Regions from separate parts of the Homo sapiens genome. Here region 1 is linked to region 2. Evidence: chromatin contacts called from ENCODE Hi-C or POLR2A ChIA-PET data. All regions are on one chromosome and are shown on one strand. The core of a region is the stretch at or near the end of the contact, and the rest is flanking DNA. Distances in the headings are between cores, read along the strand shown.

Evidence for each region. A loop is a pair of places that touch in the nucleus more often than their neighbours do. ChIA-PET counts read pairs that join two places held with the same protein, here RNA polymerase II (POLR2A). Pooled maps may share reads with other maps.
Region 1: a map of CD14-positive monocyte shows a loop between it and region 2 (6-fold over the local background). The contact joins the promoter of LINC02815 here to the enhancer-like site in region 2. A Hi-C loop is called at or near these places in 3 of 168 maps with a recorded cell type or tissue (CD14-positive monocyte and ascending aorta) and 2 of 50 pooled maps. POLR2A ChIA-PET finds 5 or more read pairs at or near these places in 2 of 52 experiments (RWPE1 and WTC11).

What each region holds. Positions count from the first base shown.
Region 1 is chr1:229,152,820-229,157,311 of GRCh38, reverse strand. It overlaps LINC02815 (long intergenic non-protein coding RNA 2815), which reads left to right and starts at 2,587. Exons shown (of 5, transcript NR_186727.1): 1 at 2,587-2,742.
Region 2 is chr1:229,022,566-229,026,721 of GRCh38, reverse strand. No RefSeq gene overlaps it. Among named protein-coding and RNA genes, the nearest start is that of LINC02815, 130 kb to the left of the region's middle. Within about 2 kb of position 1,884, at least 4 of the 41 ENCODE cell types and tissues checked have a DNase peak (open chromatin) inside an H3K27ac peak, as active enhancers do; they include CD14-positive monocyte, where a contact is called at or near this core.

The DNA.
Region 1 (4,492 bases), core at 1,338-3,837, 130 kb before region 2:
GCTTGTTGGGAAGGTTATGCCTGTCTCTTTATCTAGGTGGCATGCCCCATCTCTGGGTCCTGCCCCAACCCCTCACCCTGCCTGCCTTCTGCATCTGTCACTCTGTGTTATGGTTGTCTGTCTCCCTTACCACATGATAACTGGCTTTAGTGCAGGAAACCTGTGTGTGTTTATCTCTGTGTCCGTGGTGTTTAAAACAGAACCTGGCATCTGGTAGGAACCCAAAATATGTTCCCTGATAGAATGAGGGAACAAACCATTGTCCTGCAGCAGAAAAGCAGCAGGTGTCACTGTCCCCATGAACTCAGAAGGGTTCAGCCAGAGCTCTTCCTGAATTTTAGAAAGACCTGGGACCTGGTAGCAGGTCCATGTGCCGCATGGGATGAAGTCAGTAGGAGCTGGTGGGAGGCCGGAAGGAGGAGAAGGAGAGAAATAAACAGGGGTAGCAGAGAAGTCCTCAGTTCATCAGGAAAATCTTTATCCATGAGTTCAGTGAGCATTTCTTGTTTTCCTTGGAATTCCAGTTGTAATAAGATGCCGGCGAGTGTTGCAAGTGAGTGATTATTGAGGGTGGGTAAAGGCCTATTAGGGCTTCTCGCAGAAGCAGAAATTATTTCCTCCTGGCTGTCTATCCCAGTTTATCAATAAAACCAACAGTAGGAAGGTGGCTGCTGGGGTAGTGGGAGGCCCCAGGGGAAGCAGTCAGACCATTACTTGGCATAGTCAGGGCTATAGATGCTGGAATCGCTACTGAGCACTTGCCCCCAGTTGGTTCAAATCTTTTCTATGCAAGACTGTTTTTGCAGAGAAGGGAAACTGATAAGAAAAACAGCTCATATTAGGCATTTAGCAAATGAAGAAAGGAAGATGACTTCCAGGTCTCAGCTGATTCAAGATCACCTCTAACACCAGTGCCCGTTCTGCCCTGTTTTTAGGAGTGAAACTTCTTGGTTAAAAGAGATCTGATATTGTATCCTAACACAGAAAACAATGTATGTGGGGTTGCTCTGGCAGAGTGAGGGTAGGATCCAGAGACCCACCCTTGGCCTCAGTCCTCCTCCCTTACCGCCAGCCCCTCTAGCAGGCAGCTGACCCAGGAGCTCGGCTGGAGACCCACTGCCCAATCCTGCCCATTGGCCTCCCTCCCTCCAACTTTTCTTTTATTTTTATAGAGATGGATTCTTGCTATGTTGCCCAGACTGGTCTCAAACTCCTGGCCTCAAGCAGTCCTCCCACCTCGGCCTTCCAAAGTGTTAGGATTACAGGCATGAGCCATCGTGCCCAGCTAGAAATCTTTTCTTGTTAAACCAGTTAATGGGTACCTATGGTTCCTCAGTATTTTTCTTCATGTAGTCTGGTTAACAGACTTTTCCTCCTGTACTTCTCAGGCACTTTAAACTGAGCATGAAATGGTAAACCTACAACCTTGGGAAGACAGCACTTTTTCCAGGGCAGTTGCTATTTGGCTCTGGTTTTTAGAGCTGGGGGTGGAGGGTGGAGAGGAAGAGACTGACATTGAGGAAGAGACAGGAAACCATCGCGGATAGGAGACTTCTGATTGGCGCAGGCGGGTCCTCCAGGGAGCCATCGGCAGTAGGATGTACTTCCCCCTTCTCGGCGCCAACAAGGTCTGTAAATCTCTTTCTACCATGCTGTGTGTCAGCCACAGCCTTTTCTCCAGCAGTGGCTGTGTCATTGGGGATTCACAGAAATGCACACTCAGAGGAGCACAGAGCATTTAGCTTCCAGGACTGTCGTCATTTGTGCAGGTGCAGGACCACCAGCAGTCACACTGTGCTCCTGCTTTGACGATGTAGTGTGGTTATGAAGGAAAGTTCTGTACTTCCACAGCTGAATTCTGAGCTAAAACAATGGAGAACTTAACAGTTTCTTCAGCCAGCCTGACCCTAGACATAGAAGATGATCCTGACTAGATAGAGGACAGAGCCAGATGAAAAAGTGACATGCCTGGACAAACCAGGGCTGGGTCAGTGGCCGAAGGCCAAGGGGGATAACAGAAATAGGCTTGCAATGCAGTTTTGTATGTGCAGGGGCTGAAATTGAAGTGCAACTATAGTTCTCTATGTTTAGCCTAGTTGTTCAATAACTTGCTGAAATTTTATGCTATAATGTGAACTCAATTCTGTTCACCTTATCACAGTGTTACTTTGCAAAGTCATGAGTTAAGAGAAATTCCCCATGTGTGTTGGGAAATGAAAGCAACTGACTGACCATGGATCCCCCCTCATGTGTCCAATGGACAACTCCTTGGGCTTCCTGGGAGAGATGAACCCAGGGAGCAGTTCCAAGGACAAGAGGACTTTATTACACGGCAAGACTTTGGTGCTGGCCTCTTGTGCCATTCTCTGGAACTTTGCTAAATCACGTGGAACAGGAGGCCCTTCTTCAGCATAGACTCTACCAGTCCCGACAGCTTCCTTCCCTGCATCACTGGCAGATTTCTTTTGGGCTTCCCACAATGAGTGGAGGGGAAGAGGCTTAGATCCCCAACCTATAAAGACTAGAGACAGGAGGAGGGGCCAACACCAAGGGAGGGAATGAGGAGACAGTGTGTACCAGAGGCTGCCCTTTCTCAGCTTCCTGCACCTCTCCTTCCTCGTGGGTAAAAGGATGTCCACAGAGACTGATGTTCCAGCTTCTGTGTCTACTGTGGTGGGCGCTCCAGCACTGGGCATGGTTCTGAGGCCAAGCATTTTACAGCAACGCTGTTCCTTCTTGGAGGTAGGGTTCGTCCCAGGGGAGCAGCACATGCTTTTTTTTGTTGATGTTGTGTTATGGAGGGGAGGTCCCTGGCCCAGATGGACTCACCTGAGATTTCTCATCTTTGTCTCAGTGGTGTGGTTTGGTTGAACATGGTCCCTGTGGAATGGCCCAAACTGGAGACTATTGCTGCTTGGACATGCCACACCTATTTGTGCCCACAGAGGGCTCTGGGGGAGAAGGATTTCAATGACTTAGTAGCTGTCCTCATAGGTTCTTCCAATGCCCAAGGGCTCCCAAGGGCCCTCCATAGAAACTGCAGAATCCACAGGATCTGCTGGCCCTGGAGCTTGCGTACACTTGCTCAGACAGAGTGAGTGCAGAAGGCACCATTTACAGGCACGTCTTGTTTTATGGTGCTTTGCTTTATTGTGGTTGGTAGATACTGTGTTTTTTACAAACTGAAGGTTTGTGGCAACCCTGAGTTGAGCAAGTCTATTGGTGCTATTTTTCTAACAGCATGTGCTCACTTCATGTCTCTGTGTCACATTTTGGTGACTCTCCCAATATTTCAAAAGTTGTCATTATTTTTATGTCTGTTATGGTGCTCTGTGATCAGTGGTCTTTGAAGTTACTATTGTAATTGTTTCATGGCACCGCAAACCATGTCCATATAAGACAGGGAACTTAATCAACATGTATGTGTGTTCTGACTGCTCCACCCACCGGCCATTCCATCATCTCTCTTCCTTTCCTTGGGCCTCCCTATTCCCTGAGATACAACACAATTGAAATTAGGGCAATTAATAATTCTATTAATGGCTTCTAAGTGTTCAAGTGAATGGAAGTTGCACCTCTCTGACTTTAAATTAAAAGCTAGAAATAATGAAGCTTAGCACGTCAAAAGTCTAGAGAGGCCAAAAGCTAGGCCTCTTGTGCCAAACAGTCAGGCTGTGAATGTAAAGAAAAAGTTCTTCAAGGAAATTAAAAGTGCTACTCCAGTGAACATACAAATGATAAGAAAGCTGATACAAAGAGGTTTGAGTGGTTTAATAGAAGAGCAAATTAGCCACTACATTCCCTTAAGCCAAAACCTAACCCAGAACAAGGTCCCAACTCTCTTCAAATCTATGAAGCTGAAAGAGGTGAGGAAGCTGAAGAAGAAAAGATGGAAGCTAGCAGAGGTTGGCTCATGGGGTTTAAGGAAAGAAGACATCTTCATAACATGAAAGTACAGGGTGAAGCAGCAAGTGCTGATGTGGAAGCTGCAGCAGTTATTCAGAAGAACTAGCTAAGATATTTGATGAAGGTGGCTACACTAAACAGCATATTTTCAACATATATTAAACACCCTAATTGTATTAGAATAAAATGCCATCTAAAGTGTTCATTGCTATAGAGAAATCAATGTCTGGCTTCAGAGCTTCAAAGGACTGGCTGATTCTCTTGTTAGGGGCTATTGCAACTTGTGACTTTAAGTTGAAGCCAATGCTCATTTACCATTCTGGAAATCCTAGGGCCTTTAAACATCATGCAAAATTGACTCTGCCTATGCTCTATCAATGGAACAACAAAGCCTGGATGATAGCGTATCTGTTTACAGCGTGGTTTACTGAATATTTTAAGTCTACTGGTGAGACCTACTGCTCAGAAAAAAAGATTCCTTTCAAAATATTACAGTTCATTGGCAATATGCCTAGTCACCCAAGAGCTGATGGAGATGTTGTTTTCATGCCAACTAACATAATATTCATTCTGCAGCCCATGGATC
Region 2 (4,156 bases), core at 635-3,134:
TTCTATTGCTAAAACAATTTTTTCACTGAGCTTTTTCTTTTGGTGCCTCTTAAATAATCTCACTATTAAGCCAAAAAAATCAGAAAGTGAGCTATTTGGGAAAAAACAAGCACAAAGATGAACTCAACCCTGGTTGAAATATAGCCCTGGGGAAGGGAACTACTTGATCTCCCAAAGCACAAAGATCGGCGACTTTGTAGCACTTTGAGTGTCTGGGCCTGGCAGGCAGCTCTGAATGTTCCTGTTGCCTCTAAGGTTACAAATGATTGTCTAAGGCCTATGTTACACCTTCATACCCATGTACGACACTCAGCCTCTCATGAGAAAAGAAAGCTTTATCTCTAAGATGAACTTTGAGGTTTAAAAATAAAAGCAGGGCTGCCGTTTCCCAGGGCCACTGTTGAGACTGCGCAGAATGGGCTATTTCTTTACAAATAAACAAGCGTCTTACAGGCTGACCAGCTAACTGGCATTTCAGGTGGCTGAAACTTTTCCTTTGAGGCCTACCCAGGTGAAGGGACATTTACTTGGGTTTAACATGTTTGCATCTGAGGAGAAATTTTTAAAAGCATTTTTCTTATGGAGAAAGGGAAACATTTTGCTATTTATTTATTTATTTATATTTTAGAGATGGAGTCTCACTTCGTCACCCAGGCTGGAGAGCAGTGGCGTGATCATAGCTCACCGCAGCCTCGACCTGGGCTCAAGGAATTGTCCCAGGAAACTGTTCTTTTCAAATGGCGGGGAGACAGAAAATGCTGATGATCCACAGTGCTGCTCAAGTTTAGAATGCAACAAAGAAACAGCCAGTTGTTGTGAAATTATTCGCCAATCATTACACACAATGACAGGAAATTATTTATAGAAAAAATCCCAACATAATTTCTTTCCCCAGCATCCCAGGGGACAAACCAGGGAAGGTAGTGCAGGAACAAGCCCAGCAGTGAGCTGTCACCTGTGGCACTGCTCAGCCACCTGCTGTGTCTTCAGTAGCTTCCCCTTCAGGCATGGGGCTTTCTTCCTGCCTGTACCTTAGTGTATCCCAGCAGGATGAAAGCACTTCTGAGACAGATGTTTCTGGGTCCTAGTGTTTCTCTTTGCCCTGCCCTGGGTTTAGTATGCACACATCCACACTGGCGGTTGCTCCTAGCCCCCAGGGCCTATGTCCTGCGACCCTTCTTGGCCTTTACTTCTCATGGCATGAAGGAGGGAAAGGCCCAAAGAAGCGAAGGCCCTGCATGAGCTAGGTGGCTGGGGAGGGGTTGAGCAGGCTCATAATTAGGAAGATGACAGACAAGGATGCTGGCATCCTTCACACTGATGTGCTGTGTAAAGTCCGGCTCGCAGTGTGACCCTGTCACCCCCAGAGGACCAGGACCATTGAGCGGCACCTTCTGACTGGCACAGCTCCTTTGAGGCTCTCAGAGGCGCAGGTTTTCCTCCAGGCCTGGTGGCTCTTCCTGGAGGGGATGGTGCTGCCATCCTCTCTAGCAGTCCAGGGTCTGCACCGTGGGCTTGGTGGGGCCCAGTGTCCTCGGGTCACAGCTCTCAGCAGAATTCTGCTTCTCTGCTGCCTGTGGTAGCTCCTCCACCAGGACCCAGCCAGTGCCAGGAGGGTGGAGTGGGTCCCGGAGGCAGGAACGGGGTAGCAGATCCCTGGAGAGCTGAGCCTGAAGGGACCATGGGCCAGCTTGGGAAGTAAAAAGAACAGTAGAGAGGCTGGAGCCCAGGTGTGGGTCTCAACTGTGGGTCTCAGGACAAGCGAGGGGGTATGTCCCCAGAGGGATGGGAAAGTGGGCCCAAGGCTGAGTGAAAGCACATTGCCAGGAAGAGCCAGGGGACGGAGAGGGAGCCAGAGAAGCAGAGGATTCATCTGCTGTCCTGGGAACCTGTGAGTCACTGCTGCTGAGTCATCAGAGCTGCCTAGAAGCTGCTTGGTTGAACCCAGGAGCAGAATGGGAAGGACCAGAAAGGAAGTTCTTCTCCTTCTCCGGGACCCTGGAAAAGGATCATGGGCGTGGCTGGGCCAGGCAGCACCATGAGGGCATCAGCCTCAGGTGGAGCAGGTCCTGGTCAAAGAGCTCCGTGGTCCAGGCCAAGCTGCTAGAGCAGAGCCCGAGGCCCCTGGCAGTGCGGTGTGGGGACCGTCAGCACGCACTGGCTTACGTTCTAGACTCTACGTTCACTTTAGAGGTGAGGCAATGGAGACCTGGAGACTTGCCCGGGGCCATAGAGAGTCAGAGGCGCTGGTCCTCCAGAGCCCATGCTCCCTAATCACTGCCCAGGGTCTGCAGTGATCAGATCCTGGAGACACAGTGACGAGACCTTATCATGCTTGTATTGTTAAGGGCCCAAACTGAGCTAAATGGCCAATTGAAAGACGGATAGATAAATTCCAAGGATGCTCTCCTTATGGCAATGCCATTTGATTTGCTGGTGTATTTATATATTTGGGGGATTTTTAAACCTCTGAATAAGTATATAAATTTTTTACCATGCTCATGTGAGGAGTCCCCAGGCCTGGGAAATAGGGAAGGACTGCGCAATTTGCTGTTTCTTTAAGGAGTGGAGCATCTGCCACCATTCTGTGTCTGGCTGCTCTCCCAGAACCTGGTGCACTGACAAGGCCAGGCTGTGGCTCAGGTCCACATCCCAGGAACTGCCCTGCCCTGGGTGCGTTGATGGCGATGTTGGACGTGAAGGTGTCTGTGGGCTTAGTGTGCACACTCTCCCCTTTAGAGAAGTGGATGCTGGGAGTTTTATGTTGTCCCATGCTCCATCTGGCAGGACCCAGTCACCTGGATGCTGGTGTGGCCTGGGCCGACCGAGTATCTGTATCAGCTGCCGTCTTAGTGCTCTAAAATTTGCCAGTTCCCTTCCTGGGCTGATGGCCTGCAGGCTGTGCTGGCTGTCTCCATGGGAGCAAGGCTGTGGACTGCTGTGTGTCCCAGAGAGGAAGTGGACTACTGAGTTATGTGCGTACGACAGCCTGTGGTTTCTCTGTAGGCTGCAGCAGACCCAGCAGATGAGCCAAGGAGACCCTCCTTGCCTCTGCTCCACGCCGTTCACCATCCTCTGATTCTGTCCACCTCATAAATGAGAAATCCGAGGCTCCCTGAGGGTCAATGCATTGATCAAGGTTCAACTGCTTGGAAGTGGCATATCCCCAACTCAAAGTTAAGCTTTTTTATGCAAAAGCTGGTGCTACACTGTTGTACCTAGTGCCTGTTATATCTTGTGAGTAATTTTGCTTTGGCAGGACAGACCAGCAGTCTAGAAATCGTTTCTTAGTGATGCTAAAGGGCACCATGGTGGAGTCTTTTCCTTCATGACTAGAGTGATGTGCCTGCCCCAGGGAGCTCCTGACCTCTCCCTGGACTAATCAATGATGTTTGCAATGAATTATCCCACCCGAGATTTCCTTCTCCAAAAGAGGGGTTTTGCAGGGGCTCTGCTGTTTGGATAAGGCGGTGAGTCAAGGTAAGATTAGAAGCCTCTTGATCTGCAGAGAATAGTGCATTGTGGGTTCTGGCTGCACCCTACAGGGTTGGGACCCAGGCACTTCCTTTTCTGTATTGCTTGTTTGCAAGGAAAGGGCTCCTATGTCATCCATAGTGACCAAGCGGGTGATGACAAGTGTTCTTGCTCCCATCATGGGTATCTCTGGCCTGGACAGCCAGGAAGAAAATAGTGATTAACTTTGCGCCAGCTTTCCTTTCTCTGGTTGATTTGGCAAAAATGCTCTGACTTTCCCTTTTGTTCTGTTTGAGGAAAATTTTAGCAGGAGGAAAGATTTTGTCAGGCTGAATTGATCCAGTTGTGTTTCCAGGGCATCCAAGCCTCTCCCTGCGGCCCTGGCCCGCCTCCTCCCCATGCACCAGGCTCTGGCTCCCGGGTACTCCTCCTGCCATGGGGCCCACGCAGCAGCTACAATGCATGCTTTGTTCAGGGAGCCCTGGGGAGGCAGCTGGCTACAAAAAAGTTCATCCACTAACTGGGCTTGTCCTTGACATCTGGCTTCTCTCCTAGGACCTCATTTTCCCCAACTTAAGTGGGATTTTGAATTAATGAAATTATAGCCCTTTGAACTGACTTGAGAATTCTCTCCCAGGCTCAAATTACATCTCCACTCAGTGTGTCTAGATGGCTCCAACAC